Linked DNA regions of Mus musculus: all the other regions are linked to region 3. Evidence: chromatin loops called from intact Hi-C (ENCODE). Cell type or tissue: heart. All regions are shown on one strand. Links, peaks and the distances in the headings refer to the core of each region. The heading gives the core; the rest is flanking DNA.

Region 1 (10,681 bases), core at 1,853-9,852, 76 kb after region 3:
ATGTTCAAGGACTTATTTTCTATTTTTCTCCCCCATGTCACCCTGGCTCCCTGCCTGTCACCTCACTGATTGCCACTTGATAATGCTTTCTGGAAACCAGCAGCCCCAGTTGTCACTTGCCACTGTGGACACCGGGGCATCGAGGAGAAAGTTGGTTCTTGGTGAGGTCTGATATCTACCCACTTGCTTCTTGCCAGTAGGCGGGGCTCCAACCTCATTCTACCTGCAGTGGCTCCCCACTCTCCCCAGCAGAATCTCACTAGGTGAGCTTCCCCAGTAGCCATAGCCAAGGTCCACTCTGGGAGCAACATGGCCCTTGAGCCTTCTGTTCTGGTCCTCCTCAGCAACTTGACCCCAGCATCAAAAAAGCATCTCTATGTACCGGCCAAGAGAGCCTGCCTGTTTCTCTGCAGAATCATTCTGTGAACAAGACAGGCCAATGGCGACAGCGAGGGCTTGTTCCCTGGAGGAAGGCTGGGACTCATCGCACAGGCAGAAGCCCGAGGTTCTGAGAGCGTACAGAAAGTGTGTACACTGCCTGCCCCATTCATAGCCCACAGAAAACATGTAGGACCTGCCAGGATGCTCTGGAGGGAGGCAGAGAGCTGCTGCACCAGAAAGGGCTCCCGGGAAAGACGGAGGAGCAGGTTAACCTCCAGGAGGGAAGAGTCTGTCAGCTAGCCAACCTGGCTGGAGTGGCGTGGGTGTAGGGAGCCTGCCCACACATCACCCTCAATGCCAAGCCCAGAGCAAAACATGAACTTACCCTTAATTACTTTGACTCTGGTCCAGAACCTTGAACCACATACTCAGTTCCCCCTTTCCTTGGGATTGTTTGGGGTGACACGTTCTCTTTCCCCTCAGTCAGTCTGATGTGACATGTGCCCTCCTTCTGAGTCTCTCAGGGATCTTCCAACGTGGACCCAGAGCTGGAGGTGGGAAGCACAGCAGAGTTGATAATGGCTGGAAAATGCTGAACTCAGTGTGTCCAGAACTTCTAGGAGTAAGTGTAAACTATCCAAGCCCGTCCTCAGTGACAGCTTGAGAACAGCCTGGGGTCTAGCTGCAACTGCCCGAGGCTCTGTGGAGACCTCTCCTCACGGGATCACCCCAACCTCTTCACCGTCAGTCTGTTCCTACGTGCACACGGCCATGCTCTTACATGTATACACATAGCCACACACACCACAACACATGCATGCTTTTACATGTATGCGCCTTCCTCTGAATCACACCCACCTATCTACCTGCATTTGTGAATGACCATATGTGTTTGCACACACTTGTTTCTGAGTGTCCCCTCAACGTAGGCCCAAGGCCTTCCCAGCCTTGAAACACTGTGAACTAAGTGTTTACTAAGTCCAGTCACTAAGGCTGGACTCTCTAGCAAGCAAAACCTAGCCTAGGTCGGTACTCCTGGCTGTCTCAGCCACTGTATGCACACGTGTGTGTGTGTGTGTGTGTGTGTGTGTGTGTGTGTGAACAACAGCTGTGTGTGTACATGTGTGGATGCAGAAACAGCTGGTATTAGTGTGTGTGCCTGCTTCCATGGGCACACAGCTGTATCTTCATGCTGGCATCTGTGTGCACCTGGGTCTAGCCCGTTTGGGGTCTATGGGCTGCTCTCCTTGGCTCTCTGGTCTTGCATTCAATCTGCTACTGCCATCAGCCATGGAAAATTTTGTGGTGTGTTTTCTTTGGTGCTTTGGTCCAGCCATCCTAGAATCCAGGCTCCAAGGCCCTGTCCCCACGTGGGTCCTGACCCCGGGCAGTGGCCCCGTCCCACCCCACCGTCTTCGCCCCATGTCGCCTCAGCCCATCACGGCTGGCTGGCTGACAGGCTGGCATTTCCCTTCCTGTTTGGTTCTTTCCCTCCTGTCATGTCGACAAGCACAATCGTGTTCCCTGACAGACGGAAATATCAATCCTCAAGAACAGGGACAAAGCAGGTTTTAAACTTTAACGAGAGGCTTTAATGGAAATAAAATGTAAGTTCCCCTTCAGATGGGGGGTTTCTGCTTTATCAGAGAGAAACCTCCTTTAATAATAAATCAAGGAGGCGCATTTTCATTCTTTTACATGTGTGAATATTTAAAGCATGCAAAAACGCGGGAGAGCCATTTGCTGGAACAAAAGGAAACACTTATTTACCCCTGAAAATAAATAAATGAAGGGAAGGTGTATGCTGACGGGAAAGTGGGCACCAGGACTTAGTGCAGGCAGCTGGGCGGTTGGGAGTGGCTGTCACTTCGGGAGAAGTTTGCAGTGTGAGCTGGCTGGGAGACTGGGAGACTCTGTCTCAGTCTCCTATTGTTATTTATTGTTCCCAATTTTTCTTTATGGGGTGCTAGGAGAGGCATTCAGGGCCCCACAAATACCAGACGTGTTCTACTATTGAGCTATATCCCCGGCCTTGTTTCCAGAGCTTAAAAGCCCAGGTTCCCATCTTGCTTCTTTCACTAAGCATCCTTCACTAAGGAACGCCTGGCCACTCTTCATTCATCAAGCAGCCCCTCTGTTCCCTAGCAGCTGGCTCTTACACACCAGGGTGGGGTGGGGGAATTGGTTCTAAAGCCCAGGTGGGGCGCTGCTTGCTGTGGAGGACCCTTCCTACATTCCCCAGCCTCGGGGGCATTAGCGATCCTTAGCTGTGGCCGCACCTCGCTGTTTTCTGCCTCTTCAGTACACGTCTGTCCCTTTCCAATATAGACAGCAGCCCCTGGATTGGAACCCCTAATCCTTCGTCATCCCGGTTCTATCAAATCTGCAAAGACTCTACTTCCAAATAACTTCCCCCTTTCAGATAAGGACTCCCCAAGCCTGGCTCAGTGGCAGCCGTTGGGAACCTCAGAGTCCACGGCAGAGGAGGATGTGAGTCAAAGCCATGGCTGCCACGGAGTCCCGTCCACAGCTTCCACTTCCCTGACGCACAGAGGACAGCGCCTGGACACCAGGTGCCATCCCATTCATCCCTATTTTTAAAATCATTTTTTAATGTGTGGAATTTTCAAAAAAAATAATGTGGAATCGTTGTCAGCATACAGGAGAGAGAAATGGGGAGATTTTTATGAGATTCAGGGAACAGCTTTTTGAAACACTATCACACATTTTGTTATTTTCAGGCACGGCCAGCTGTTCCTGTTCCAGGTGTGTGGGGCTTTCATTTTACAGAGACCAGAAAAGATAATGTTCTCCTTAAGACCTTGTCCTTGGTGAGACCCGAGGCCTGGGATAGGAACAGAGGGGGCAGAGCTAGAGCGAGTGGGTAGGGCCTGGGCCTAGGTTTAGGCTGTGTTCTGTCCCCTCCAGGAGGGAAGACAGGTACTAACAGATCTACATGTCCCCTCTAGTCATATAGACATGGTTGTCACAGGAGCCTGGCCATGTGCTCATTGATCTTTTTGGCCGAAGAAGACAAGCAGGTGGGAAAAAATAGAAGCTTCTAGACGGATGTCACCCCGTCTGACTGTGGCGAGGAACTTTTAAACATGGTTGAAGAAGGCGTTTCAGGATGTCTGTATGGGCTGTGACTGCTGGTGATAGTGTGTTCTAAGGACGCCACTTTTCTATCTGTGCCTGCCTGCCTGCCTGAAGCCTCAGCAGCAGGAAGCAGGCAGGGACGAAGCTTCCCTCCATGGCAGAGCCAGGACAAAGACCATGTTGCCTGCTCCCAGCTCGACCTTGGGTCTAAGTCACCCTTTCTCCGTTTCCTGGTGATTACTGGCCACTCACGCCTGTCACCTGTGCTTCACTACTACCCTGCCTTATGCAAGGCCAGCGATCATTGTTTCTAATGACGATTCCTTCCACTCACCCACCTTGGAGGTTTCACGAGTGGCCACTCAATTATTCATGCCTTGCCCACCCTGGGATGAAGGCACAGTGGGAGGCTGCGGAGCCTGGAGCAGGCTTTCTGAGGTTGGTGAATTAAATTTTAAACTGAGCCACTTGGGTGGCCAGCTTGAGGTATGCCTCTCTTGCCCTGTTTGTCAAGGTGGAGGGGTGGGGGCCGCAGTGACTGTTCCCTGTGGATGAGAACCACTGGAGAGCATCCTTGATGGAGCAGGAGCGGGCTTCATGTGGATAGCAGTTCCAGACTGACAGCGAGCGGCTTGGCCGGCCACAACTGCCCTCCCAGGATCAGAGTTCAGATCCTTGTGAGGAATGTTGGACGAGCCCAAGAGTAAGACATTGACAGCTTACGCACAGTGAATCAGATCCAGACACTATTCGGGAGGGTCTATACAGAGGTCCATCCTGTCCCCGAGCCCCTCTTAAGATTCCCAGCTCTTGGGCTAGCCCCTCCCGCTGACAGGGAATGTTTCTGCAGACGGCCAGGGTCTTGCAGACAGCCGTGTAGCTCCTGGGATGGCAGTTTGCAAGCCCCAGACCGTTCTCATTAAGGCCAGATAGGACCCTGTGAAATCATAATACTAACAACATCATTTATTTCAGCAGCACTGGGGCAAAACGGCTTTACAATGGTGTTTTATGTGCTGCATGTGCACCATAAATATTTCCATAAAAACATGCATTAAAATATAAAAGTGGGCCCCAAAATATCAAAAGTCGGGAGGGAGAAAACCCACAGCAAAGCCTGTGTAACCGCTGGCTTAGGGCTTAGCCAGCAGCTGCAGCAGGCTCCCTGTGGGTGGGGAGCCAGCAGCAGCACCTCTGCCCGCCTTCTGCTGCTGAGAGGGTGGTGAGCCCCCCGCAGGACTCGGATCTCTGCCTACATAATCAAGAGTCTGCAGAGGCATGTGTAGTATTTAGAGGTGTGGACCCCAAGCCTTGTGGACACACATAGCTTTTCCACTTATCTCTGTAGCATCCACTGACTGCATCCCGGCTATGCTTAGCCAAGCTCTACTGTGGTGGTGGACCTGTGACCCTGAGGTCATGGATTGCCTGTCTGTGGCAGCCCACCCCAAAGCCCTAAGCCTTCTGATTGGACACAGTGATCTCAGACCATGGTACTACCCAATCTGACAGCAACCCTACACTGAGTTAGGAGCAGAGGCCACAGACCCAGGAAGGGTGGGTTGGCTTGGAACTGACTGCTTAGCTACAGAATTCCAAGGCTGCCACTCCCAAATCCCTATGGTTACCAGAGACTCAGAGGTCTTCTCACAGCCATATGCCATGAGGTTCCCTGGCCTTTCCATCCTAGAGCACCCAGAGTAACTTCTCTCTAGTAACCTCTAAGCAGGGCGTCTGGAGTCTGGCCCAAGGAACAACATCTATCCTTGGACATTGCTGTCCCGGAACTGGGCACTCTGTCTGCCCTGAAGCTTCTGCCACCTGAAACCTCCTATCTTTGTGCCTTTCCTCAACTTCCCTCTTCCTGTGGAGTCAACCGAATGAGGGAGATCTCATCTGTAGCAGCCCACGGCAGTGCTCTTCACACACAGTCTTACAGGCCCACAGCTACCTGTTACTCTGTTCTTTCAGCCTTTCTGCTTAGCCTCTTCCCATGGGGAGCTGAGGTCACCCATGGGGAGCTGAGGTCACCCATGGGGAGCTGGAGGTTCGGGGGATGCAGGCAGAGTGTGGGGGTCTGTGCTGACAGATCCCATCACCACTGTGTTCAGCGGATATGGTTGGACAGGCATAGATGCCGTCAGGCTGTGTTGGGTGGTGCCACGGCTTTAGGGGGATCTAAAAACTCTTTAGAAATTGTTTTGAAGCGTGTCTATCTTTTGGAGCCTCACAGTCGAGTGTCATCAAGGTTTGGGGGTGCCCTCCCGTTTTCCTCTCTCAGCATCTGATGTAGGTGCTGAGCTCTAGGCTACACAGAGGACACTCAGGAACAAGGACAGTGCAGAGCAGAGGCCCCAGCTTCTACTCTGGTCCAGGTTCGGGGGCTTGAGCTGGCACCCAGGAAGCCTCAGTACTCAGAGCCCCCTGGTGGTAAGCAGCTGTTAAAGCAGCCACCGGTTTCAGCCTGCCCAGCTGTCCTCCTGGGACCTGTGTTCCTCAGCGTCCTGTGTGTTTGAGGGACATGATTGTGCGTGAAGTGGAAACTCAAGTGTTCTTTGGAAAGTCGGTTGCATGGTGTTTTGCTGGGGCAAACACGTGAAAAAATGTTTCGCTGATTCAGACACATGTTCTGCTAAAGCAAGCACGGGAAAGGACACGTGATGGACTCTTTGCTAACAACACGCATGTATTGGTCTGCCTTACGTTGCGTAGCTGAGCTCCATTTGTCGGTCTCCATAAAGAGAAATGCACCAAAAAAGCTGGTGGTGTGCTTCAGTTTCTTGCTACTTCCTCAGAGTCTGGCTGGTTGGCAGTGATGTCAGCTGAGACAGACAGATGCACATGCTGAGGTAAGACCCACGGGAGACACGTGATGTTTGGAGGGTATACATAGGGTTCAATGGACAGTGACAGAGATTGAGCTTGGCTTGCTGGTACAGCTAGCTGTGCAATGCTTGTGGGTCTCTCGTCTTCACTGATCTTTGCTTCCCAGAGAGAGAAACAGCCAAGAACTTCTGGTGTCCCACTCGGGTTCCTCTTGCTGACTGACTCATGCCAAGGTTGAAGTCTGGCTGTCTCTGCTAGGTCATGTCACCGCTGCTGATTCGTGTTTGCTATCCTTACTCCACTGAACTGGACTGTTGGTGTATCCATGAAGTCTTTCAAAGTGGATCAAGCTGCTGCTGCTGACCTGTGAACTAAACTGCCGATTTCCAGACAACACAGACGGGAGTTGCTCCAAAGAACCTTTCTAAACAGGTCCACTATCCCTGTATCCTTTCTTTTCCATTACCTCTGGAGGGTGGTGGGCTAAAAGGGAGGTTAAATCATTTAAGAACCATCATTAAAAATAGACTTTGAAAAAAAAATTAAAGTTACAGGTGTGGCTCATGGTGGAAGGAGAATGTACCTGATAATCCAGAATGGCACATCCAAGTTTAAATCCAGATTAACAAGGAAAAAATATTTGAGTGTAAATATGTCTATGAAATATTGAGGATATACCAACAACTTAACTATCAACCTAAACACACCCACCTACCCCACCCCACCCCACCCCGCACAGAGATTTTTAATTTTTAAGATTTATTTTATTTTATGTGTGTGATTGATATGCATGTGCCTAGCACCTGGATACCGTTGAAGCTGGAAATACAGATGGATGCGAGTTACCATGTGGGTGCTGGATACTGAATGAGGTCCCCTTAAACTTTCAACTGTAGCATGCTGTACAACCCCGCCTGGCTTGTGGCAGTTGTACTCTTTGCTCTCCTTCTGGACTCACCTGGGTGGGATCACAGGCTCTGAGACCATTTATATCTGGCTTCTCTCAAAGTGAAGGTGAGCCCAGTCACCCGTGGGATTGGGGAGGAGGTACCTGGGTGGACATTCAGGTCTGGCTCTCCATGTTTACTGGTCTTCATCTTCAGCTTGTTTCTGCCTTGACTGGCCTGCGTGTCCCCAGTTGGGACTTGACACAGTGTATTTCCTTTGCGTCCCTGCTTACCACAAAGCCTACATGGCCCGGCTGTGATGTCCCTCTCCAAGGAGCTTTTTAAGATCTCCTACTCCAAAACTAAAAGGAAACATGTCTCTCTCTGTATCTGAAGGTCGGTTAATGCAAGGGACTGAGGACCCCAAGGATTCCCATTGACATCTGAGCCACCATTGAGCTGGGCTGAGTGTGCCTGGGCAAAGGACAGGAGTGTGGGGGCTTCCTGCTCCACCAGTAGCATCTCCTTTTCCTGTGGATCTGCAGGCGGGAGACTTGTCTTTCTGTCTCAAGAGGACACTAGGGTGGGGGATGGTCATGTCCCTCCACATGCTTTGCATTGGATCATTTTTTTTTACTCTAAAACAGGGAGTGCGCATCAGAAACTTCATCACATGATTCCACTGGAAAAGCATGTAGTGCCCACAGTGAAGTCAGGAGGCCAGCTCTAGCCCAGAGCTCACCTGGAGGATTACAACACTGGATGAGTGCTCACAATCTCCCTCTCTCTCGCTCTCTTGCTCTCTCGCTCTCTTGCTCTCTCACTCTCCCCTCCTTCTTCCTCTCCTCCTCTTCCCCTCCCTCCCCTAACCCCAGTATATGTGTGCATACTGGGAGGAGGGCATGCACTGGCTACATGTAGAGGTCAGTGAACAGCCTGGGGGAGTTGGCTTTCTTCTCTACCATGTGGGGATGGAACTCAAGCTAAGCAGCAAGCATCATTATCTGCTAAGCCATGGTTAGCAGTTCCATCTCCCTTCTGTAGGCGGAGAGCGTGAAGGAAGGCTATGGTTCCGAATTTAACAAGAGGTGACACCCCACCTTGGGGTTAGGTCTACACTCTGACCCAGACATCCTGGCAGCCACCACTCACTGTAAAAGGTTAACCCAGGTGCACACAGCACTTGGCCACACAGCACTGCACCCCCGGTCGCCTCCCCAGCTACGAGCGGATGGTGCTGGCAACCTCTGCACACCCCGGCGGCAGCAATTCGACACGCCGCATAAACCTCTCAGAGCTACAGCTTCACAGTTTGTTTTATAGCAAGATGTGGTGTCAATGTTCTTCTGCTTTGAAACATTTAAGCAATGACAGTTTAGAGCCTCAGATCTTTACGGTTCAGAAGGCCGAACACTCTGCTCATGTTGCTGGCCAAATGGGTACGTTAGACTCTAGAAAATCCCATCGCATTAAAACAGCAGAGAATGTCTTGGGAAGACAGCACCCAAATCAGTCCAAGATGTTTGGAGCTTCAAGTCTCCTGTTCTCTATGGAAACATGTTGGTGTTCTTGGGCGTGGAGTCAAAACACACAGAGAGGGGCTATTTTTAGATGAGTGCATTTGGAGAGAAACGGTCTGCTTCCAGAACCTCAGAGGGCATGGAGATGCCATGCCCTGCTGGACATGGGCATAGACAGTCTCTTCCTGGTTCTTAAGTGACATTTTGGTTCCTTTTGGGTGTGTGGAGGACCACACAACTGGCCTAATCTCACATTGATGGCATGGTGGATGCTTGACAGTGGATGAAATGGCCGTGCCAGGAGCCGAGGCCTGCCGTCTGGAGCATCCCAAGTCGGCAGGACACATGAGGTGGAATAGAGAGCCTAAGAGCCCCACCCCAGAGCTCTGCTCCCTTGCAGAGAAGTTGTACTCAGAAGCAGTTAGGACTGGCTGTTCTCATCCAATCTCTCCCAGCTCCTGTGCAAGCCACTTGCTTCCTGGTTGAAGCCAGGTCGTTATAACCAAGCAGGCATGTCCAAGTGAATGCAGATGTGGGCATTGTTTGGCCCATGTTCTATACAGTGCCAGTGCTCTGGTGAAGAGCTGGTACCTCTTCAGTCATGGCATCTACTAGGACTCTGGCATGTTCTTGGTGCTGGCACCTCCTTGGCTCTGGTCTCTCCCTGGCGCTGGCACCTCCTTGACTCTGGTCTCTTCCTGGCATTGGCACCTCCCTACCTCTGGTATCTCCCAGGTTTTGGCACCTCCCTGAATCTGGTATCTCTCTGCTGGGTCTTTCCCCTAGTGCCTGGCTACACCCCAGTAAGAAAGACAGTGTTTTTACTCATAAGCACAACATGAAAACCATTGTGAGTGTAGATACAGGCACCCAAGTTGCCCCTGTGGAACCACCGCTACTTTAATCTCCGCTATAATGAATTTAAACACTGCTACAAGGAACGAAGGCTGCTGTCAGGTGTAGGTGGGCAATGTTGCTGCTACTGTGTATAGGGAACACAGCATGGGGTAGAGGTGTCCTGCTCGGCTCTGCCCTCTGAGCTGCCATTTGGCCCACGTGGAGGATTATGGAAAATCACACTTCTATGAGCTAAGGGGTCACTCATGTAAGATGTCTGTTCTCCAAACTAGAAGCTCCAGAATGAAACACTCCCCCCACTCAGGACTCTTTGCTTGTCCTGAGCCTCTGGATCACCTCTCCTCCTGGGACCAGTGGGTGTATATCCTCCTGACTCAGAAAAGGCATTGCCAGTAGAAGCCAGACATTTTGCTGGTTTCAGCTTCAGAGCTGATGGTATGGATAGCCGCAAAAGGGGCTAAGGAGGGACCTCCTTTGGAGTATTCCGTTGCAGTCTGGATGGAAGCCACAAGGTGTAACTCTGAATGGATACCTCTTCCCAAACTGGGCAGTAATCAGCCATGGGAAGAAACGTCTATACATCAGTCTACCCTGAGCTGTCAGGATATGGAAGGGACAAGTCTTGTGCCAGTAAAGAAATCATGGAGGTGGTGGTCATCAGGGCAGGTTAAAGTGAGGCTTGATATGTTAAGGTCCATACATTAGTGTTTGTAGAGGCCACCCCCATAGACCACCAACAGGGCTCACACTCCAGAGATTGTTCCTTGTGGTCCAGAAGGCTGGGCTCCAACACTAGGTGTCACAGTAGTGTCCCCTGCAAGGAGCTGGTCTCCATGGTGGACAGGCTGTCTTGTGGAGCCTCACGTGGTCATCCTCCTGTGAACCAGTGTCCTTCAGAACGAGGCCCACCTTGCTGAGTTCATTTTTTCTCTTCTCTAAAGACCCTTTCCTGTGGATTCTGGGATGAGGACTTTTCCGTGTTTCCTTGTGGCTATTGGCCCACCGTGTATCTGACACAGTTGGACTCTGGGTATTGTTGTCCAGCATCCAAACCTAGGCATCCTGCATGTTTCTTGGGTGAGCTGGGCCGCCTTCCCCCAAGAGCCTGGG
Region 2 (10,681 bases), core at 1,310-9,309, 660 kb after region 3:
GGCTCCCTGACCCTCTCTTCCTGCCCATTCTAGTACTGAATTCCTTCTCCCGAGGCCCCAGAGCGCACGTGTTTAACACACAAAACAGTGCTGGCAGCCCCCTCTGGGCACCCCCGCCCCTGCGCAGGCCCTCGGACCCCAGGAGACTAGCTTGGGGAGGAAGTGGGACCAGGCTGCTTCCTCTCGGCCGCCTCCAAGCTGGCTCCCCAGCTGGACCCTGCGCCGCAGGGGCTTGGATTCCTCACCTCTCCGGAGTTCGGCATCCGTCTAAGTCTGCAGGACCCTTGCTGCAGGGGCGGGAACCCGGAGGCTATGGGCCCTGCGGCAGACTCGAGGGCACCAAATCCAGTCCGGGACCCCGGGTCTAGACCATCCCCTCCTCAGTTAAAGCAAAGAGCCCATTGTTTGTGGCCCCAGGGACAAAGCCCCGAGTTCTGTCCGGGTCAGCTTCGCCGCCAGGAGCCTCACGACTCGCGCTACTCACATGCTCGGCTGCAGCGGGCGCGGGGGTAGCGGCTGGGAGGCTGCAGGCACGGCGGGGAGCAGCAGCAGCGTCAGGGCCACCACGCGCCAAGACGCCCTCGCCTCCACCCCGACAGGCATAGTGCGCGCGGTCGCGCTCCCACTCGGTCCTGGGATCTTCGACTCACAGGCGGCCCTTACGGCCAGTAGACGCTGTCTTCACGGGCGCCATACCCCCAGAGGACAGCGGAGCACCACAACCCAGTCGCGCCAGGTGCGGGGCGCGAGGTTCCCGCAGGTGCAGATGGGACAGTTGCCCGGACCTCCGAGACCTTCGCGCTCGGTTCGGCGCGGCCAGACACTTGCCAGGAGTGATGGAGAGCAAACTCGGAGCGGGACGCAGCAGACGTCAGGCCCGCCCGCCGCACGCCCCCCGGCCCGACCCCAGCCCCCTCTTTCCCGACCCCGCTCCCGCCCCTTTTGGCCCCACCCCCAGCCCAAGCCACGCCCGTTCCGCCTTCGGCCCCGCCCAGACAATCCCAATAGGGAGAGCCCACTTCCAGCCCCGCTTCAGCCCCTCCCCTCTCCGGCTCCTGGTCCTACCTTTAAGGCTAAGCTCGCTTCCCAGTACTTTCCCCTAAAGCTTTCCAATTTCACTTGCGCTCCCTCTCTCTGCAACCGAGAGTCCCAGGTCTGACCCCAACCAAGTGAACAATTCTGTCGAGTCTGCGCGGTCCATACTTCGTAAACACCGCTCTATCCAGATCTGAGACCTCTGCAAGCGCACCCTTGGATTCTTGGAGTTGCAGTCACCTTCCCTTGGCCCCTCGTCCGCGCGCCCGCCACCGCTGTCCCAGAAGCAGGGAGGGATAGTAGAGCGGGAGGTAGAGGGGGGGACAGCCTCTGAGTGCCTCTGGGCACTTCCTTTGGGTACTGACTTTATTAGGTAACACACCACCCTCTGGGCTTTCGTATTCCCAGTTCTGTACTGAGTGCTTTGGGACGGTAGCATGGGGTGGAGTGGGCGTGTAGGTCCCACTAGGCACCTGCATAGGGGTCTAGGAGGTGAGGCGACTCCCTGCACCAGGTATTTATTGTCTTTTAAGCCTGGCTTTGATTTGATTTGACTTTCTCCGCGGTTAGGGGCAGACTGACCAGCGCTGTACGTGGCATCTCTTAGTCCAGGACTTATCAAACACTCAGAGGGGCTCTTTGTGAAGCTGAGCTGGGAGAGTCCCATGAGGGTATGGTAGCGGACCTCACTAGTTGCAGATAGTTGTGTGAGGATCAGCTCCTCCTTGTCCTACTGGAGAGGTGTGCCTGCCCTTTTACATGATGGGTGGACCCAGCCTGCCCTCTTCCACCATCCCTGAGGAGTGCGGTAGGTGTTCCAGCCTCCTCTTCCCCTGAAGCAAGTGCTTGAGGGGGCCTCTGGCTGGGGGACCTGGAAATGCCGCTGCAAAAGTTCGCATTTCAAAAGACTGTGGGTCTCATTACTGGGCAGGTGCTGTCAGCTTAGACCTGCTGCTGGCCCAGATGCGGAACCGAGGGCAAGGAAGGGAGTGGAGTGAGTTTAGAAAACTCAGGTTTCAGATCTGAGCAGTAAACATAGAGGAGTATAACCTCAGGGGAAATAGAGAAGGGAGGGAAGTAAGGAAGGAGGGAGGGAGAGATGGATAGACAGACAGATTCTGGAGGGCAATGGGTCCTGGAACTTGCCACCTGATGCCCCAAACAGGACCCCAGTTTGCCCTGCATTGTTGTGCTGGGACTCACCCTTCTGCTCAAACCCATCACCAGACCCTCCCTGGATCTCAGTAGCAGAGGCTGACCCGAGCCCTCTGGGGGACTCCCAATGTCTGCACCCAGGAATTCATCTCATATCCCTCCTCAGCCAGGGGCCCACCACTGTGGAGAAGTACAGGAACTGTACACTGGGCCCAGGCGCTTAAGCTTGCTCCTCTGTACCTCTGTCTCTCCCGGCGCTGGCGTGTGTGAATGCTTGTGTGCATGAGGGATGGGGACCTGAAGAAGTTCACCACCTGCTCTGTGAAACCGTGCCCCAGGACCAGAGTCTGGAGGTGAGTGGGTGAAATTTTCTCGGCTCCTTGGGTGGGGGAGGGGGCGTGCTTTTAGTATCCCGAAACCTATGTGGGGCCCTTACTGAAGAGAGACAATACGAAGTAAAATGGCTTTGCTAATTTTACAAAGGTATGTGGCCTCCTGCGTGAATTCCTAAACCCCTTCAACTTGAAGGTTTCCTTGGGTCAGAGCTTTACTGACCCTAGGCTATTCCATCTCTGCCCATGTCCCGTCCAGGCACCAGGCCTCTGTGCCAGGTGAAGAGTCCTGGCGGGTATCAGGTGCTTCCTGTGGTTAGGTTAAGACGAGCATGTGTCTCTTAAGGTGGGTGGCGTACACATGGGCAGTGTGTGGTCTGTCCACTATCCCCGGACAGAGTCCTTGTTCCCGGGCAGGTGTGGGTAGATGAAGCATGGACCACACACTCCAAGCACCTGTCACTTAGACAGATGTTGGCTGGAGCCTCACCCCAGCCCCAGAGAGACAGACCCTTTTCCTGTCCAGTCTGGCTCCTCAGAGCATGGGTGATGGTTGAGCATCTGATTGCCCAACACAAGAGTGGAGCAGAGAGGACACTTACAGTCTGTCATTGTAATCAGGACCTGGGGATATAACTCAGTTGGTAGAGTGCCTGCCTAGCATGCTTTCCAAGGTCAAATCTCCAGCACTACACACACTTGCCCTGGCGGGGGGGGGGGGGGGGGGGGCAGGGGGCGGGGTGGGGGAGGAGTCAGGGTAAGCAGAAGTTTAATGCCATACCGGGCCAGACGAGACCTTATCTTAAAACCAGCCAAATAAACAAACAAAAATGCCCCCATAAAACTAGGAATCAAATGACAATGTATTTAATACAGTTCTGTAACTCACAGCAAGCATATTGCAACTTTACAGCTAACAAATTACGACAGCTGGTTGGACATGATTATTTCAAATTGTCTCACGGGCTGGAGTGACAGTCACAACATGGTCAACAGGGCGGCTCAATTCCACGAGGTGTGCACTCGGCTTGTCTCCCCATCACTCAGAAATAAGTGCAGGGGCGAGTCGAGGGGGAGAGCGCACTCCGGGTTCATCAAGTACTTGCATGATAATGTCCTCATGTAAACATGCCTGTGAAAATGCATAAGGCACTTGGCTCAGGAAGGTGGCTGCTTGCTCTGTTGTTCAATCTGTTGTGTGTATTTTCTCACTCGGAGTCCATCCCTGTCTGCCATTCAGGGAGAGGACGAATGGCTAGCTGGTCACCAGGATACTACTGATATCATATTCTCTCCTAGCTCAACACATGCAGCACCCGCTTCTGGGTGTTTCCAATGACTGCATCTAGAATTGTTGTGTCAGTTGTCCTTCCTTGCTGGAACAAGACAGAGCAAGAGCTGGCCACTGAGACCTTCCTGATATAACTCTGGGTATTGGCTTTACATAGCTGTATCCATAGGTCTGAGAAATCCGTTACTTGGTTTTCCCTGCAGATACTTTTAAATTTTTTTATTAGACTCATTCATTTATTGGGTATCACATGTGCCGCTGTGCACGTGTAGGGATCAGAGGACAACTTGATGGAACTGGTCCTTTTCCTCTATGATGTGTGCCACGGGGGTCAAACCCAGGTCATTAGGCTTGTCAACAGTCACTTTTACCTGCCGAGGAATCTTGTTGGTCTTATAATGGCAATTCTTGGTCATTGTTCCAAATTAATTTAGAGGTTAATCTATCCAGTTCCTTTTAGTTACTTTGGAATTTAGCTGCAACTGCCTTAAATGTGCTGTCAAGAACCTCAGGATATCTGCAGGAACTGGACTGTTGGCATGGCGCCCTCTTGTGGGCTTGGGCATATTGACGAACCACAGTGCTGGCTTCAGGAGGAGGGTGGGCCATCAGTTCTATCCTTTATTGAAAATAGGTCACGTGTCACATTCCACTTTAGGGTCTGATCATCCCATTCACAGGGTAAAGATCGAATTTGCCCTTGAGTCTGGAAAGATAAATCAGTGGTTAAGAGCACTGACTGCTCTCCTAGAGGACCTGGGTTTGATTCCCAGCACCCACATGGCCAGTCACTCAATGCTCTGTAACTCTAATTCCTAGGGATCCAATGTCCTCTTCTGAGCCTCTGTGGACATTGAGCATCATGTGAAACACAAATATATTTATTAAAGCAAAACATTAATACACCACACACAAACATTTCGTTGTTTTTTTGTTTTTGTTTTTTGAGACAGGGTTTCTCTATATAGCTCTGGCTGCCTTGGAACTCTTTCTGTAGACCATTCTGGCCTTGAACTAAAAGATCCACCTGCCTCTGACTCCTGAATGCTAAAGATTAAAGGCATGTGCCACCATGCCTGGCCCACACATATATTTATTTATTTAGTCCTGAGTTTTCACGAATTGAGTGGTATTCACACCAGGCCAGAACCCGTGGCTACAGCACCCACCTCCTAGGATCTCCTAGGATTTTCCCTTCCTCCGTCCACCCTGCCGCCGTGGCTTCCACCAGCAGTGTGCTAAAATGTCACTGAGTCACAACCCTGATGACACTCTGGGTTGGACTTTGCTTGGCAGTTCATCCCAAGGAGACAAGAGGCGAGGCTGCAGTTCCATTTTTTTCACACTTGGAGAACAACTGCTCTCATTTTCCTAAAAAGCACTCCCCCCACACCTCCACTAGCCTTGGCTGTGCTCAAGCTCACTGTAGAGACCAGTTTAGCCTTGAATTCACAGAGCTCTGCCTGTCTCTCCCAGTGGCATGGATTAAGGCCTTCACCGTTGTTCCCCGAGCAGACGATACTTTTCGCTGTCCTTGTCTCATTCTCTACTGGAAATAATTAGAATCGTCTTTGGCTGGAGGGAAAATAATGTGGGGAAGAGGAGAGCTCGAACCACAGCGCTAATTTCCAAAGCAAACCGCTCCCTCCTTTCCCAGAACCATGCTGGCTGCCTGCTCTCCAGCCTGACGCATCTCAGAGCTGGAAGAGATAGCCCTCCAGACAGAAACCCAAAGTACCCCAGCAGCCACAGGGACATCAGCTGCTGAGCCGAAGGCCACCATCCCAAGAGGACAATCTAGTGTTTTGTCTGAGTTTTCATGTCAGCTTCTAACAGGTGAGAGGCTAGCCTAAGTGATACCAAAGGTTGGCTCACAGCCCAAGAGCCACGCCTGTCTTTGATCCCAGTACTCCACCAAGGAGGCTGAGGCAGAAGGATCGGAGTTTGGAGGCTGACCTGTGCAACATGTTAAGACTCTCTCTCTCAAAAAGCAAAAGAGAAACAGACACCTAAAGTATCATCAGGTCCTCAGGTGCAGTGTGGTGACCACAGTCACCTGTTTGGGCAGATGGCATCATTAGGGGTGAGCAGAATTTGGCAAAACTCAAGAGACAGATGGGGATAGTCTCTGGAGAGCAAAGCACACATGCAATGCCCCATCTAAACGACAAACGATCCATTTACAAGCCTGTGGTTCGCCCATTCCCACATCCATTTCTAAAGCTCCAACCCTGCTGTGAGAGAGAAGCCAAAATGGAAGGCCCCTAAGTACGCTGACTCACATGGGCTAAGGCTCACTACGGGGTCAGGGCATAGGATTTTGCCCAGGGCTTAGGCTTGGCCCTGTTGGCGGCCAGCTGCCTGGCCTATACCACTCACTCTATCCTGACCTTGAGCATGACATGAAACCTAACTATGTCCCTGGAGGCTGGCTCCTGCTCAGTAACTGAGCATCCAGCCTGTCCAGCTTCAATGGGTATCTAGCTACTGTCTTAGTTTCTGTTTTCACTGCTGTGATGAAACACCATGATCGAAAGTGATTAGAAGAGGAAAGATTTATTTCTTCTTACAACTCTCAGGTCAGAGTCCATCACTGAGGGAAGTCAGGCCAGGAACTCGAGGCAGGAATTTGAAGGCAGGAACTGAAGCAGAGGCCGTAGAGAGATTCTGCTCACCACTGCATTACCTCCCAAGGCTGGCTCAGCCTTTCTTATACAACACAGGACTACCTTGCCCTAAGGTGGCACCACATGAAATGGGCAGAGCCCCCCCCCCCCATATTACTCACCAATTAAGAAAATGTTACAGCCGGGCGTGGTGGCACACGCCTATAATCCCAGCACTCAGGAGGCAGAGGCAGGCGGATTTCTGAGTTCGAGGCCAGCCTGGTCTACAGAGTGAGTTCCAGGACAGCCAGGGCTATACAGAGAAACACTGTCTCGAAAAACCAAAATAAATAAATAAATAAATAAATAAAAGAAAAGAAAAGAAAAGAAAATGTTACATAAGTTTGCCCACAGGCCTGTCTGGTGGGGGCTATTTTCTCAACTGAGGTTTCCCCAATGACTCTAGCCAGTATCAAGCCGATATAACGCTACACAGCAGACTGCCGTCCAGCCACCATGTGGTTTCCCAGCATAGGCCTGGCCTGGCCCATCCCAGGCCTCCACCCATCACTGTATATCTACCCTTTACCACAGGGGGGTCAGGGAGGAAGGCCTGGGATGGCAAGTGTATGGGATATTTACCCATCACTGCAAGCAGGGATGGTATCTGTTCACATCTGGGGAGATGGCACATCTGAATTGCATAGCTTCCCTAGGAAAGCCCATGTCCTCATGCCCACATCCCCCCGTGGGGCCTGATTTGGAAACGGGGTCTTTGGTGAAGTTACTGAGAGAGGGGGTCTCAGATCAGATCATTCTGGATTATCAGAATGGGTCCCTGTAGGAGAACAGAGAGGGAGATGTGAGAGGGGACATCAGGGAGACAACTGCCAAGATGGGGCTGGGTGGTAGGAGCTGTGCTCTTTCTCTAGTCCCGTCTGTGTGTGCATTTAACTCATGTGTGTATATACGTATGTCTCAGAGTGTGTGGAGGTCAAAGGACAATCTACATGAGTTTCTTCTCTCCTTCCACTGTGTGGGACCCAGGAATTGAACTCTGGTCATCAGGGTGGCAGCAAAGACCTTTGCCTGCTGAGCCACCTCTCCAGTCTGGGAACCCGGTTCTCTTTCAAAGTTACCTCTGCATCTGTTGTGGATTCTTTGACTCAGTGACCGAGGTTAACATGGGAAGCACAACAATCGCAGAGCTTGGGGCAGTGCGAGGATTGCCTCCTGAGGCAAACTTCCAGCGGTGCACACCCTGTGCACGACCCAAAGTGCAGCTGGCTCTGGAAGGACCACACACACAACAATCCTCCGTGTGTGTGTGTGTGTGTGTGTGTGGTACCAGCTCTGGAGGAGCCCCATGCAGCTCTGAGAACCCACCCCAGCGTGCTCAGGATTCTCACAGGTATCAAAGGTGGGGCTCAGTCTTAGAGGAAGCATCTCAAGTGGCAGAGCATGTGGGAGGCCTGGGATCCATTCTCAGCACTTCAAAAAGGAGGGCCCGCTGAGTTCCCAAAATGCTAAGTCACAGCATCAGGAAATTAAGGCAAGAATCTGCTTGTTATAGCTGAGCTTCTGAGTCTTCTACAGAAAGATAACAGCTTCATCTAGGACTTGAAAACATCCCATACCTGCCAAACTGTGATCTCCCAGGGAGGCCATGTGTGGGTAGTTGCGCCATCTGCTGACCACTTTGGGAACAGCCTCTTGAAAATCCCTGGCAACGGCTAGTGGACCTCAGGACCAACCCAAGCTCTGGGCCCCCAATACCTTACTCCCTAGTCACAGTCATCATGTCTTGCTCCTTGCCCCCGCCGTGACCTGTGTGCACACGTGGAGGTCATCTAAATGCTTCATCGCTTGCACCTGCCCGAAACACCCTCCCCCCCCCCACACACACACCAGTTGAATTATGTACCTGTTAATGATACACGCAAGTCCCAACCAGTCTCCATGACTCTCACCATCTTTGGAAAATAGTCTGTGAACATGATCAGGTCAAAAGGGGGCCGTTAGGGCAGGCCTGTGCCAACGTCAGGAATCCTTACAAATGAGAAAGCGACGATGACTATGGAAAGTCAGCCAACGGGGAGAGGCAGCCACAGGCTGAGGGACATCCAGCATGGCTGACAACACGGGAGGCTGGAAAGGCAAAGGAAGACATGTGCCCTCAGGTATCAGAAGGACACACATACATGCACATGCAAGCGCACATGCACACACACTGTGGTTCTGGCCGTCTGGTCTCAGCAACCTCACTACATGCTTCGGTTACTTCCAGCAAGCCAGTCTGTGGTCTGTCCTGGCAGCCTCACGTAAGATATAATGGTGTTTATTCACAGTGTGGATACTGGAGACTCCTCACGGTAGTAAAGGATTTACACTTCTGTAGAAGCCAGGTTTCAGAGCGGACACCTGCTGCTCGTCCCCTCTGCTCCGGACAGATACAGAGCACCTGCTTAGCCGTGATCCTTTGAATGAGAGGCTCTAAGTGCCAGTATCAGAAATCCACCTGCCTCTGCCTCCTGAGTGCTGGGATTATAGGCGTGTGCCACCACGCCCGGCTGTAACATTTTCTTAATTGGTGAGTAATATGGGGGGGGGGGCTCTGCCCATTTCATGTGGTGCCACCTTAGGGCAAGGTAGTCCTGTGTTGTATAAGAAAGGCTGAGCCAGAAATAGATGATGTTTCTCTCTCACACCTAGGATTCATGCATGCCACAAACTTGACATTTGCTTATTTGTGTTATTAAACATTATTCTTATGTGCATTGGTGTTTTGTCTGCATATAAGTCTGTGTAAGGGTATTGGATCCTGGAGTTAAGAGTCGTGAGCTGCCATGTGGGTGCTGGGGATTGAACCCCAGTCCTTTGGAAGAGCAGCCAGTGTTTTTTGTTTTTTTTTTTAAAGATTTATTTATTTATTTATTATATGTAAGTACACTGTAGCTGTCTTCAGATGCACCAGAAGAGGGCATCAGATCTCATTACGGGTGGTTGTGAGCCACCATGTGGTTGCTGGGATTTGAACTTTGGACCTTCGGAAGAGCAGTCGGGTGCTCTTACCAACTGAGCCATCTTACCAGCCCTAAAGGTAGAAGCCTCCTTGATTTTTTTTTTTTTTTTTTTTGGTTTTTTTCGAGACAGGGTTTCTCTGTGTAGCCCTGGCTGTCCTGGAACTCACTATGTAGACCAGGCTGGCCTGGAACTCAGAAATCTGCCTGCCTCTGCCTCCCGAGTGCTGGGATTAAAGGCGTGCGCCACCACGCCCGGCGCAGCCAGTGTTCTTAACTGCTGAGCCACCTCTCCATCCCTGGCTTATTGCCTTATATGCACTTATCTATTCATCTCCCCTTTCTCTGTCAGCTTTCAGCACACTCTTCACATCCACAGCGGTCTCAGGAACCTCTGTGGGAATTCACGTCATCGTGGCTGCTCCCACCAGTGTCCCGGAGACCTCATTGGACTGGATTCTCTGACGAAGCCACACTGTAAAAGGTCCAGCAGGCTAAGGAGCCCTCACAACGGTCAGGAGACAGACTACAGGCCTGAGCTGTATCTTGGGCTGTCATTCACTGATGAGTCTAACCTATGTCTTGGTGACTGTTAGAAAAGACTTTTGGGCCACACTATCATAGCGGTCCATTAGCTCCATCAACCCAGGCACACTGCTGGCACCCCCGTGGGAGCAGGAACTCAGGGACATCTCGCATGGCTTCTGTCCCAGGGAGAAGCTGCAGGGCCCAAGAGCATCCTACGGCGTTTCCTTCCAACTCCCCCCACCCCCCGCCCCAGCAGCACTCTTCGGTGACATGGTAGCTTACTTGTGCGTATCATGCCCAATATAAAGAACCCTCTGACAGCCACCTCTGACCTGCACACACTCCTATCTCCAGTGTGCACACACCCTATAAACCCACACTCCCAAGGTGACCACGCCCAAGGAGTGCAGCACACTCCTGAGAAGCCTCTATCTGAGGTGCCCCGACACAGTGTCCACAATCCTCAGACGCGCACACACCCATTCCCACGCTTTCACAATCCTCAGACGCGCACACACCCATGCCCACACTTTCACACTCCCCAGGCATGCACACCTCCTAAGTGCGCCGCACACCTCCGCCCGAAGTGCACCGTAAGCCCGAAGGTGAAGGGCACGGAGCCAAGCGAGGACACACTGTCGGGGCAACGCCCTACGCACGAGCCCCCAAGTGCCCCCTTCCGCGCGAGTCCATGGCGTCCCTTTCCCCGTTCTC
Region 3 (10,681 bases), core at 1,891-9,890:
ATGGTGAAACTGATACTCCAGTACCATCCTGCACTGCATTCTCCTAAGAGGGGTTGGCAGATATTTCCTGGAAGGCTTCTCTTATGATGCTCACGTTTTTTTTGAGCCTTGTGGTCTCTGCAAAAGCTTTTCTTTCATTTCCACGGAGCAGAAGCCATCAGACAGCACTTGAGTGAGGGGGCCGACACACTCTGGGGCTGAGCTTTGTCTATGACAAGGTACCCTCCCCTGTCTAATCACATGGCCATAAAGCCCCTACTAACACGCTCCCCTCCCCCCAGTTCCAAACAGATCTTAGGGTCTCACATAGGTGCCACCTGATTAGTAGGAAGATTATCTCACCTCCTTTGCTCTTGTGGCTATTGAAGGGCTGTGCCCACACCTGTAGGAAAGCCACCATCCCTTGGCATGAGGAGTCGTGGGTCAGGGAACAACCATTTGTTCTTTTGTAGGCACCAAGAGGGTCCTAGCATAGGCCACTGCTCTGGTACCTACCCTACTCCCAACCCCAACCCCTGGTCCATCACACTTCCTGAGGCTGCTTCTGGACAGGAAGTGGTTCCCAAGTTTCCTCCTGTTGGGTGTTTGTGTCTCTGACCTCAGGAGGGAGGTCTGAGAGTCTTGGGTGCTGGTGGCAGTGAGAAGGTGACAACCCTGGATAGATGGTCTCAAGTAATCAGGCTGCCATCTGGCTGGCTTGGATGAGATGCAGGTGGAGGTGAGTTTCAGGAAGCTGGTCATAGTGGTCTTGTTAGGAAGGGTGGTGGCTGGCTCGCTGTTGGCTGCCTGCTTTGGAAACATGCAGAAAAACAGAGGTTTGGGAGCTCAGGATGCAATTTCTATGTACTCTACAAGCTATATGGTGTTTCCTGATGAAAACTAGGCTAGGATCCCAGGGAGCTGGGGGGGGGGCAGAGCTGCAGTGGGGAAATCAAGGTCCTAGAGCAAAGGGAAGAACCCCTAAGAAGTGAAGAGGCTCCCCAGGATCCCTGGGCAGAAGCTGCCTCACTGATATCTTGCTGCAGTTGTATGCTTGGGACGTCCAACGCAGTAGGAAACTCTCAAGCTGTCCTGTGCTTCTTAGTTCTTGCCTGTCCCTCATTTTTGGGGGGGGGGGTTGCTAGTCAGGGCCAACACATCACAGCTCATGAGTCTTAAGGATGTTTAGGCCCTGCAAGAACAGGTTCCTGCTGGAGGAGCAAGAGGGCAGTCTCAAGTGGATGGGGAACTCTGGGGCCCCTGCAGTAGTGAGCCAGCGGCAGTGGGCACAGAGGGTGCGATGTGAGGTTGAGGGCGTGCTTTGGTCCTGGGCCTGCAAGACTGTTGGGACATGAGAGAAAAGACTAGGTCATAAGGACTCTGGGAGGTGAGCATGGGCGTCAGAGAACTCAGAAAGGTCAAGGGGCACACTGCAGCAGGGCTCCTGGGCCACGGTATGGCTCCTCGCTGTGGTCAGGGTAGGTGATGCTGGTGCAGAGCTCTGCTAATGTCTTAGTGTAGGCGAGGTTGGGTATAGCACAGTAGGTACCATCCAAATGGGAGCAGAGGGGGCTGGAGAGATGGCTCAGTTGTTAAGAGCACTGACTGCTCTTCCAGAGGTCCTGAGTTCAATTCCCAGCAACCACGTGGTGACTGACAACCATCTGTAATGGGATCTGATGCCCTCTTCTGGTGGGTCTGAGAACAGCTACAGTGTATCCAAATGTGAGCTCATTGTGGTGCATGACCAAGTCCTTCTCAGTAATGGAGCCAGGAGAAACCCAAGCTCATGGCTTAGCCCACCTTTAACCTCATAGCTATACTTTGCCTGGGAGCTGCAATCTGTTTTACAGGCCTTCCTGTTTTGTTGAGACCCAGGGACAGCCATGCAGACCGTCGTGGACAAGCTGCCGTCCATAGGCAGCTGTTATTGCCTGTGGTAGTGTATCAGGACTAGAGGGTAGTCAGGCTCTGGGTGAGCCTCAGCTGGTGTTGTATTCCCATGGGATACACGTGGGGGAAGGCACCCTTGTTAAGGGTGAGGACACAGAGCCAAAGAAGAAAGGGGACCTTCAAGAGCAAAGCCACCTGCTCTGTGCCTTAAGGAGGCTGCAGCCTCCTGGGAAGTCACATGTAGCAAGGTTGGTTGGAAGTCCAGACTAGAATTTGCTTCTTGTGTCTTAAGCCTTGTCAGAAAGGTCCTGAAAGTGGATTCTCATATCAGTGAGTGTGTGTCTGGGACCCTGAATCTACATAATTGAGTGATACTCTCCAAGGAGTCTGGTGTTGATGCTCCATGCTGTCATAGAGACATGTATGGAACCCACAAAAGGTAGCGGGTCACCTATGTGGTGGGGGCTCAGCCTACAACTCCTCCTTTCTTGCAGTGGTTCAGCACTGGACTCCTGCAACAGCCAACTCCTTTTCTGATACCTCATCCTGGCTTTCCCGTTCCTCATCAAGAAACACAGAACCTTGCTCTTCTTCTTTTTTTTTTAAAAGATTTATTTATTTATTTATTTATTTATTTATTTAATATATGCAAGTACACTGTTGCTGTCTTCAGACACATCAGAAGAGAGCATCAGAACCCATTTTTTATGGTTGTGAGCCACCATGTGGTTACTGGGAATTGAACTCAGGACCTCTGGAAGAACAGTCGGTGCTCTTAACCACTGAGCCATCTCTCCAGCCTGAGGTGGCCTTCTTAATAAGCCCACTTAGCACTGTCCCTGTACCTTTCAGGCAATCTGAAGCCTTGTCCGTCCTTGCTGTGCCCCACTTGGCGGTTAGCCAATCCTCCCTTACCCCTCCCTGAGGTGGGAAGGCTGGTGGGCCCCTCAAGGTGGGGACATGTGTCTGTGCAGGAGAAATTCTCCATCCAGGCTCAGCTGAACTTCCCTCTGACCCCCGTGGGTCTGCTATTGCTTTTGCTCCTCCAACCCCCTTTAAGGCCCCCGTCTTTGTTCTCCCTGTGATGTCCCTACTCCCTGTTCAGCCTGGCAGCTTTCTTGTGGTCAGGACAATGGCCGGGATGGATGAGCGTCTGGGTGCATAGCTCACGATGAACCACAGGAGTGGCAGGGTGTGAATGACATGCCTGGGATCTGCCCCTGACTCCTCAGCCAATTGCTGCTTAAGGAGGTTGTGGCTGTAGGTCATCAGATCTGCCCACTGGAGCTTTTAGCCTGTGGCCACCTTTGCTCAGCACTAGGAGCAGTTCTGCAGGGCAGGGCGATCCTTGTCCTCTGAGCACTACCTCCAGGGAGTCATGACTTCCTCAAGAACTAGGTCTGAGCTGGCTCCTGTCTGTTCCCTTTGACCTGGCTAGTGCGTGCCATAGGATACAACAGGGCTCTTAGTGATAGGCAGGAGGCTGGGCTCTGGGACCGGGGATCTTAAGTGCAGCTTGTCCTCAAAGCTGTTCACTCTTGCCTGTGACCCTGGCCTCCCGGAGGGGTTTCCGGGTCAGACCTAGCCCAGGGCAGTATCTGAAACCGGGAGGAGTAGACTTTTGAGTGTCTGATTGTTCAGTGTCAGAAGAAGTCTCCGCTAGCTTCTGCTGCCATCACAAGATCTTAGTAACTGAAGATACCAGCTTTTCTTCTGGGTGGCATTCCCTGATGGCTGGATATCTGAGCCCTTCTGGGCTCTGTTGGATCCTCTTGTCTTTACTGAGCTCATTTTGAAGCCAGGAAACAAGGCCAGCCTCCGCACGAGGGTGATATTCTCCCCTAGCTTGGACTCAGAGGTCTTTTTATGGTTTGAGAGTCTTGTGGTTATAAAAAGCCTCAGATCATGAGAAAGGTCACGTGGACCCACAACCCATTACCCTGGGGAGCAACTGTCCCTGTCCCCTTGGAGAATGGGACTGGAGCCCAGAATTGGCACACTGAGGCAGAGCTGTTGGTTCCAATTTGGCTGTTCAGATATAATCTCTGTATTTGGCATCGTGAATATTCAGGATGCTGAAGAGGCGCTGTCTGCCGCACTGTCCAGGAGATCAGCCCGTGACTGTTGTTCAGTTATTTACTAATGTATTAGCTGAGGAATAGTTAAATTTTCAGTGGAGCAGCATAAGGCAGCTTTCCTAGGGCTGTAAAAAGTGTTGCCATTTTAAGGGAACATGAAGGTTTTCTTAGTCATTGAGGCCATCAGCATTTGGAAAGGTTTGTTTATTGAGGTAACAGAAATCATCTAGAAGGAATACATTGTATTCATAAATATCTGATGTATTTAAAGCAGCTCCCCGGCCCCACACCTGAACAAAAATAATGGTGGCAACTTTGAAATTGTAGAAGAGTCAGGTGATGGTACACAGGCTACTGTGATGGTGTTCACCTTTAACCCCAGCACTGGGGAGGCAGAGGCAGGCCAGTCTCTGAGTTTGAGAATAGCTTGGTCTACAGAGTGAGTTCCAGGACAGCCAGGGCTACACAGAGAAACCCTGTCTGGAAAAACAAAAACAAAAGCAAGGAAAAGAAAAGAAAGAAATTAGTAAAAGAACAGTGTGGCAGAGATGACTCAGCCCCTAAGCACAAAGGCTCAGAGACTCATAGGTGCCTTACAACTCTCTGAAACTCTAACTCCAAGGGATATGATGCCCTGTTTTGGTCTCTGTGGACGCTTGCATGTCTCCCTCCCCTAAGAAACAAACACAAAGGCTGGTGGGGAGCAGCAGGAAGTTCCTGTGTTGCTTAGGCTTAGAGAGGACTGGTTGCCTCACTTCACAGGAAGTTGGACCAAGGCCCAAGGAGCCAGGGAAGACCTCATGGACCCCAAGCACTGAAGTATTGGGGGAGGTGGTGGTGGGTGCCTCCTTGTAATCTGACTCCTGTCCCTGGCTAGACTGAAGGCGGAGGCTGAGACTTTCTGAGCTGCGGCCTCTATCTGGAGGATAGTGAGACTGTGTCTAACCACGTGGGACTTAGGCTCCGGAGGGCCTGGCTGGGCCTTCAGATCTCCTAAGGCTTCTAGAGATCTTATGCGTTAGAGACTACGGGTTTGGGAGCTTTTGGGAACTGGGGGATCCAGGCCCTGAGCACAGCACAGGGTCTTGACTTGGTGTGAAGCAGTCTCCATGTAGACAGTGATTTCTTGCCTGCAACTGTCTACTTTCAGACAAAATAAATCCTTATACATGCCTCGAGGCTGTGGGAAGGCGACGCCTAGTGTCCACCTGTCCTACTCAGAGTGGTTGGTCACTTGGAGGGATTTGCTTTGCTGGCTGGAGTCCATTGTGGTCATTACTCAGAGTTGCCAGCAGAGGGCAGCCACACTCCATATCCTGGGCTGCTCTTCGCACTATAAGCGGGTCTCTCCATCCCGAGGTCAGCAGAAGAGCAGGGAGGGGCTCCCATACCACAAAACTTCACCCTCTTAGGCTCAGGTGATCCTGGGCTTGGTCTTACAGGATCACCACAGAAAGGGTGAAAGGCCCAATGGTTCCTCTGGACCAGGCCTGCTCTGCAGTGTCCACAAATGGTTGTATGGGTCAGGACAGAGCGCACAGCGGGGCAGAGGGAGGCAAGATAGGTAGTAGGGCAAAGGCTCACTTGGGACTGCTTAGTCTGCTACTCAGAGGTTGCTCTGCGGACCAAGGTGGCCAATTCTGTCCTGCAGCCGTTCCTGACATTTGTCACCATCAGAATAGAGTTCCAAGGTGATTGTGTTCTGGTAGAAAACTCCCCCTTATTGTCCCTATACAGGCAGAAGAACAAGCTGGAAACAAGCTTGGATAGAGGGTGCTGGTCTCTCCCACCATGACCCCCATGACCTGGTGTGGATACCTACTTCTGGCTGGGGTACTCAGAAAGGACCAAAAGCATGGAAGCTCATCTGTCATGAGAAGGTGGAGCCTGTCCGATTCCCAGGGCAGAAGAGCCTGTGTGGAATGTGAGTATGACTGATGTTTGGGGTTGGAGGTCAGGTTTCTAGATGGTTCCTTGAGGAGTCTGGTGTCTCCAGTGTCTTTCCTGCAGGAGAGGCGGTGAGCACTGAGGAGATGTGTGCAGATTGCATGAAGGGTAGGTCAGAGCAAGGGTTGTCCTGTGGCTCCAGGGAAAGCAAGACAATCCCCTCCAAGTGTCCAGGCCAAGGTTGAAGCAAGCGGTCCTTCAAAACTGTCAAGCGCACTTGATATGTGCAGAATAACCAGCCCACCTTCCTCTCAGCTGCTGGGACAAGGCTGGGATGGTGTGACAGCCACTAAGGCTAATCCAGCAGTAGTGTTCAGACCTGGTGCTTTGCTGTTGGGACTCCAAGAAAAGGACATGCCACAGACACCCCTAGGCTCTGGGCATGAACAGAACCAGCTACTCAGCTCTGTGTATAGTGCCTGTACTCAGAAAAACAAACAAACAAACAAACAAACAAACAAACAAGCAAACACAAGCGTCAGCCCTGAAGGAAGAGCTAAGCAGGTGTGATGAGCGCCAGACAATGCTGCTTGAAAGCAGAACCAATTTATTATCTCACACTCTGGAGATCGGGGTCCTGAAATGGAGGTGTGAGCAGGACATATGCCCTCTGAGGATTCTAGCAGAGAAATAATTTTTTTTGCCCCTTCCATTGTTCAGAGGTCACCCACATCTTGTACCCCAGCAGTCGGGCCAGTGTCTTCCAATCTTCAGTTCTTTTTTTTGTTGTTGTTGTTTTTTGTTTTTTGTTTTTTGTTTTTTGTTTTTTGTTTGTTTGTTTGTTTTTCGAGACAGGGTTTCTCTGTGTAGCTCTGGCTGTCCTGGAACTCACTCTGTAGACCAGGCTGGCCTCAAACTCAGTGATCTGCCTGCCTCTGCCTCCCAAGTGCTGGGATTAAAGGCGTGTGCCACCACGCCCGGCCAATCTTCAGTTCTTGCTCCATCTGCACAGGGCCTCCTTTGCTTCTCTCCTCTCTCCCTCTCCCTCTTGCTCCCCTCCCCCTCTCTCTAGGCTTATTTGTTCATTTTTATTTTACATGTATGATGAGTGTTTTGCCTGTGTGTGTGTCTGAGCACTGAATGTGTCCCTGGTGCCCATAGAGGTCAGAAGAAGGTGTTAGGTCTCTTGGAACTGGAATTACAAATGTGGCTGTGAGCCGGGGATTGAACCCAGGTTCTCGGCAAGAGCAAATGCTTTTACCCACTGAGTCATCTTTCTAGCCATACATTTATTGTTTTAAGAGACACGTTTTCACTGTGTAGAACTTCCCTGGAATTCATGATCCTCCTGCCTCAGCCTCCTGAGTACTTGGACAACAGGCCTGACCACCAGACCCAGCTTGTCCATTTTGATCCTCCTACCTCCCTCTGGTAGGCTCTTGTGGTGGCTCTGCCCCATACAGATAATCCAGGACATTTCTCATGGCAAGGCTGTTGGCTTAGTCCCATTTGCAATGTTAATTTTGTGTTTGGCTAGGGGTGCCAGGCATTTGTAGGAAGGTCCTTCAAGCATGTCTGAGACATGAAATAAACATTTCAATCTGGGGACTGGCTGCTTATAATGTGTTGGGTCATCAATAGTCAATTGATGGTCTTAAAAGAACTAAAGGGGTTACTACCCCAAATGACGTGGCATCCACTGTGCCTTCAGATGTAAGCTCAAAAATGGGCCCTTTACAAGTCCTGAGCCAGCTGAGTTTCAGATCCGAGTGACACCTGAGGCTCTCCTGGTCTCCAGCATTCGCAGATTGCCAGCTCGTGAGTCTCCTCACATTTGCTCCTTGTCTCAAAGCTGTGGGTTCCACCTCAGGGGAGTCCCACGAGCTAGCAAGCTGGCCACATGTTCTCTGTTCTGGGATCTGGACATGGGTGTCGTGGGCACCATTATCCCACTGACCACACACAGGCAAAGCTGATCAGGGTGATCAGGACATTTCAGAGCAGAACAGGGGGCCTGTGGGAGCTTACAGTCTGTCTGTGCAGTGGAGACTGAGTTCCCTTCCTCAACACATCTAGCTTCTTTTGCCTTTTTGTCTTGGTGGAAAATTTTAATGCATACATACTGATATACTGGTTAGTTTTTATTGCTGAGCTGACCCAAAGTGTCACAGAGAAGAGAAAACTTCAATCGAGGAATTGCTTACTTCAGATTGGTTTATGGGCATGTCTGTAGGGCATCTTTGTCTTGATTGCTAATTAATGTAGGAAGGCCCACTGTGGGTGGTTCTATCCCGTGACAGGTAGTCCTGACCTGTATAAGAAAGCTAGCTGAGCAGAAGCCAGGAGTAAGCTAGTCAGCACTGTCCCATCGTGGTCCCTGCCTCTAGGTTCTTGGCTTAACGTCCCTCTTTGATAGACTATAACCTGTAAGATGAAATAAATCCCTTCATCTCAAGTTGCTTTTGGTTATGGTATTTATCACAGCGATAGGAAGCAAGGCAAGGTGCAGCAAATGCATCAGGGCCACTTGGTGGGCCAGTGTCATATTGGGCTGCCTGGTGTAACTATCTGCATGTGCGCACAGTCAGTGTTTTTCTGCCTTTTATGTCTAGATGCTCTGATGAATCCTGAGAGTTATTCTGCCAAAGAGCATTTCAGGGAGCAGGGAAGAGAAGCATTGCTAGGGTTGCTATCTCATTACCTCCCACAAGCTCTGGGCAGTTCAGTTCCTGTCTGAAGATCCCCAGGGCCAGGGCCAGGGCCAGGGCCAGGGCCAGGTTAGGGCCTCCTTGGGGAGGGACATCTTACCTGTGTTGTCATCTGCTTTAGATCAGGGATCTTAGGGGCTGAGTTCTGCTGGGCTATATACCAAGCTTGCCACTCAGGGCCAGATGTGAGTGCTGGAGGAAAGGCGGAGTGCCAGAGAGGAGCCTGGAGCCCCACCCAGTCAGCTGTAAGATACAAAGTCATAGGATTCCCCACGAAGGGAAGAGGCTGTTGAATATCGAGGAAACCGTGTCTGGCGGTGGCTCAGGTTCACACAGAAGGAATGGTGGTGAGGCCAGAGTCAAGCATCCGCTCATACGGGGCAGGCTCTGCTCAGAGCGTTCTCTGTTCTCTGTAAGCTTCAGCAGACATAGGACATAAGTGCCCAACATGTTGGTTTGGGGACATGGGAACAGACAGGGCTGTGCCCTCACAATCTGGGGTGAGGTCCAAGATCAAGGTGTTGGCCTGCTGGTTCCTCCCAAGGCCTGTCCTGCCTTGTGGTGGAGTCTTCACCCTGTGTTCTCACACAGCCTTCCACGCTGTGTATACATTGCCCTCTCTCTTCTCAGAGGTCACCCATCAGTAGGGTTGCCCAATGACCCTATTTTTCCTCAATGAACTCTTTCAAGACCCCATCTCTGAATTTAGTCATAGTCTGAGGTGCTGAGGGTGGGCGGTTCAGGATCAACATGCTTTCTGTGGGAGACCTTGATGCAAACAGGGCTTCTCTAAAGCCTGTGAGAGGCCAGCTGGTTGTGGGGCCTTTGCCTCGGTGGTCTGTGGAAAGGTCCCTTCCAGAGTTTCCTGCCTTAAAGGGCTAAGAGCCATGGAACTTTTGCTCAGGACCCTATGGGCTTCCCATGGTCTGGGGCAAGTTTTCCTGTATTGGCTTTTTGTGGTCCTTGCAAAGACATTGTCTTGTCTGTGTTGACAGCTTATGAACTGTAAACTTTTATAAAAGCTGACTATTCTATGGAAAGGAGCCGATGTAGCCTGGGACTGCTACCATCATAGCTGCTACCTTCTTGAGTTGTTTGTGGATTACAGCAGGGGCTCAAAGGCCAGGGTAGATGCTCACTGGACCGGGCTGTGTACAGAGCGAACATACTTACACTCTGGGAACAGACTAGGCAAGAGCTCCCTCCCTCCCTATGTAACCTATTCTTGCACCATGGGATTCCCTAAAGCCTGGTGGGCACCACAGAAGCCCGCCCTTGCTTCTAACCCACCTGGGCTAGAAGATCCAGCCAGATTCTTTTTCCTTGAGGAACTGTGGGAAATGGGCAAAGGTTGAGGCTTACCTGTATCTCTTGAGTTCCTGCCAGAAAACTAGAGAAATAGAGAGTGGGTGAGATGGGCCAGTTTGGTCCCCGTCTAGGCAGGAGCCCTGGCTGAAGTGTGGGATAATGAGAGGCTGGATCTGCACTAGAGAAGTTTGTGGTACCCACCCCAGCACTGGGCAATGCCCGGCACTGGTGGCAAGGTGCCTGGCTCTGAGCTGCCTCATGCTGTCCCAACTTGAAGACTGGAGTGTCCCTGGAGTGCCAGCCCCCCATGTCATATCATTGTCAACAGGGCTGAGTCTGATGTGTTGTCCAGATGGCTGCCTCTGGATCTAGTCTCACCTGGAGCTATCATGAGCCCCACTCAACATGACAGAGCCATCAGGAGACCCATCCAATGTGTCAGGGGTGGCTGGACCGCAGGCCCCGGGGATCCTGACTGGGAGAGAAAATTGTAACTACCCTGACTTAGTTCCTGTAGTAGGGCTGAAGGGAAACGGTTGTTGAAGGTAACTTCTTGTCACTGTGACAGTGCCAGGTATGGGTTCTATTTCACGGAGTGGGCCTAAAATCTGATCAGAAAGGGTTTATTACTCCCTTAATATTTGTGCTACGCTTGCTCCAGAGTAACATATAGGCAGGTTACTGCTGTGGGTCTCAGAGTATGTAACTGGGTGATGTTGATGGCTAATTTCCTACTCTGGTAGGAAAGCATACAGCATATCCACAGAAAAACCTTAAAGCACCTCTAATTCCAGTCAGCAGGGTGAAACATCTGTTTAGGTGCTGGCT

The links. Peaks named below come from ENCODE experiments on the same cell type or tissue, not always from the same donor. Only the 100,000 strongest peaks of a DNase experiment are listed, where the experiment ranks them.
Region 1: it touches region 3 in a loop (7-fold over the local background); 6 of 42 quality-filtered maps call a loop at or near these places.
Region 2: it touches region 3 in a loop (3-fold over the local background); 9 of 42 quality-filtered maps call a loop at or near these places.

What each region holds. Positions count from the first base shown.
Region 1 is chr4:154,744,584-154,755,264 of GRCm38, reverse strand. No RefSeq gene overlaps it. Among named protein-coding and RNA genes, the nearest start is that of Actrt2, 82 kb to the right of the region's middle. In heart, for the core only: a CTCF peak has its summit at 5,916 (motif pointing left); no DNase peak of the experiment used is centred there; H3K27me3 peaks cover 2,573 bases.
Region 2 is chr4:154,160,946-154,171,626 of GRCm38, reverse strand. It overlaps Megf6 (multiple EGF-like-domains 6), which reads right to left and starts at 914. Exons shown (of 37, transcript NM_001162977.1): 1 at 485-914. The coding sequence starts at 603. It also overlaps a transcript of Tprgl not described here. In heart, for the core only: CTCF peaks have their summits at 4,376 (motif pointing left) and 8,104 (motif pointing left); DNase peaks (open chromatin) are centred at 4,367 and 8,126; H3K4me3 peaks cover 707 bases; H3K27me3 peaks cover 2,018 bases.
Region 3 is chr4:154,820,524-154,831,204 of GRCm38, reverse strand. No RefSeq gene overlaps it. Among named protein-coding and RNA genes, the nearest start is that of Ttc34, 12 kb to the left of the region's middle. In heart, for the core only: a CTCF peak has its summit at 5,233 (motif pointing right); DNase peaks (open chromatin) are centred at 2,794, 3,144, 3,784 and 5,194; H3K27ac peaks cover 1,349 bases; H3K27me3 peaks cover 1,044 bases.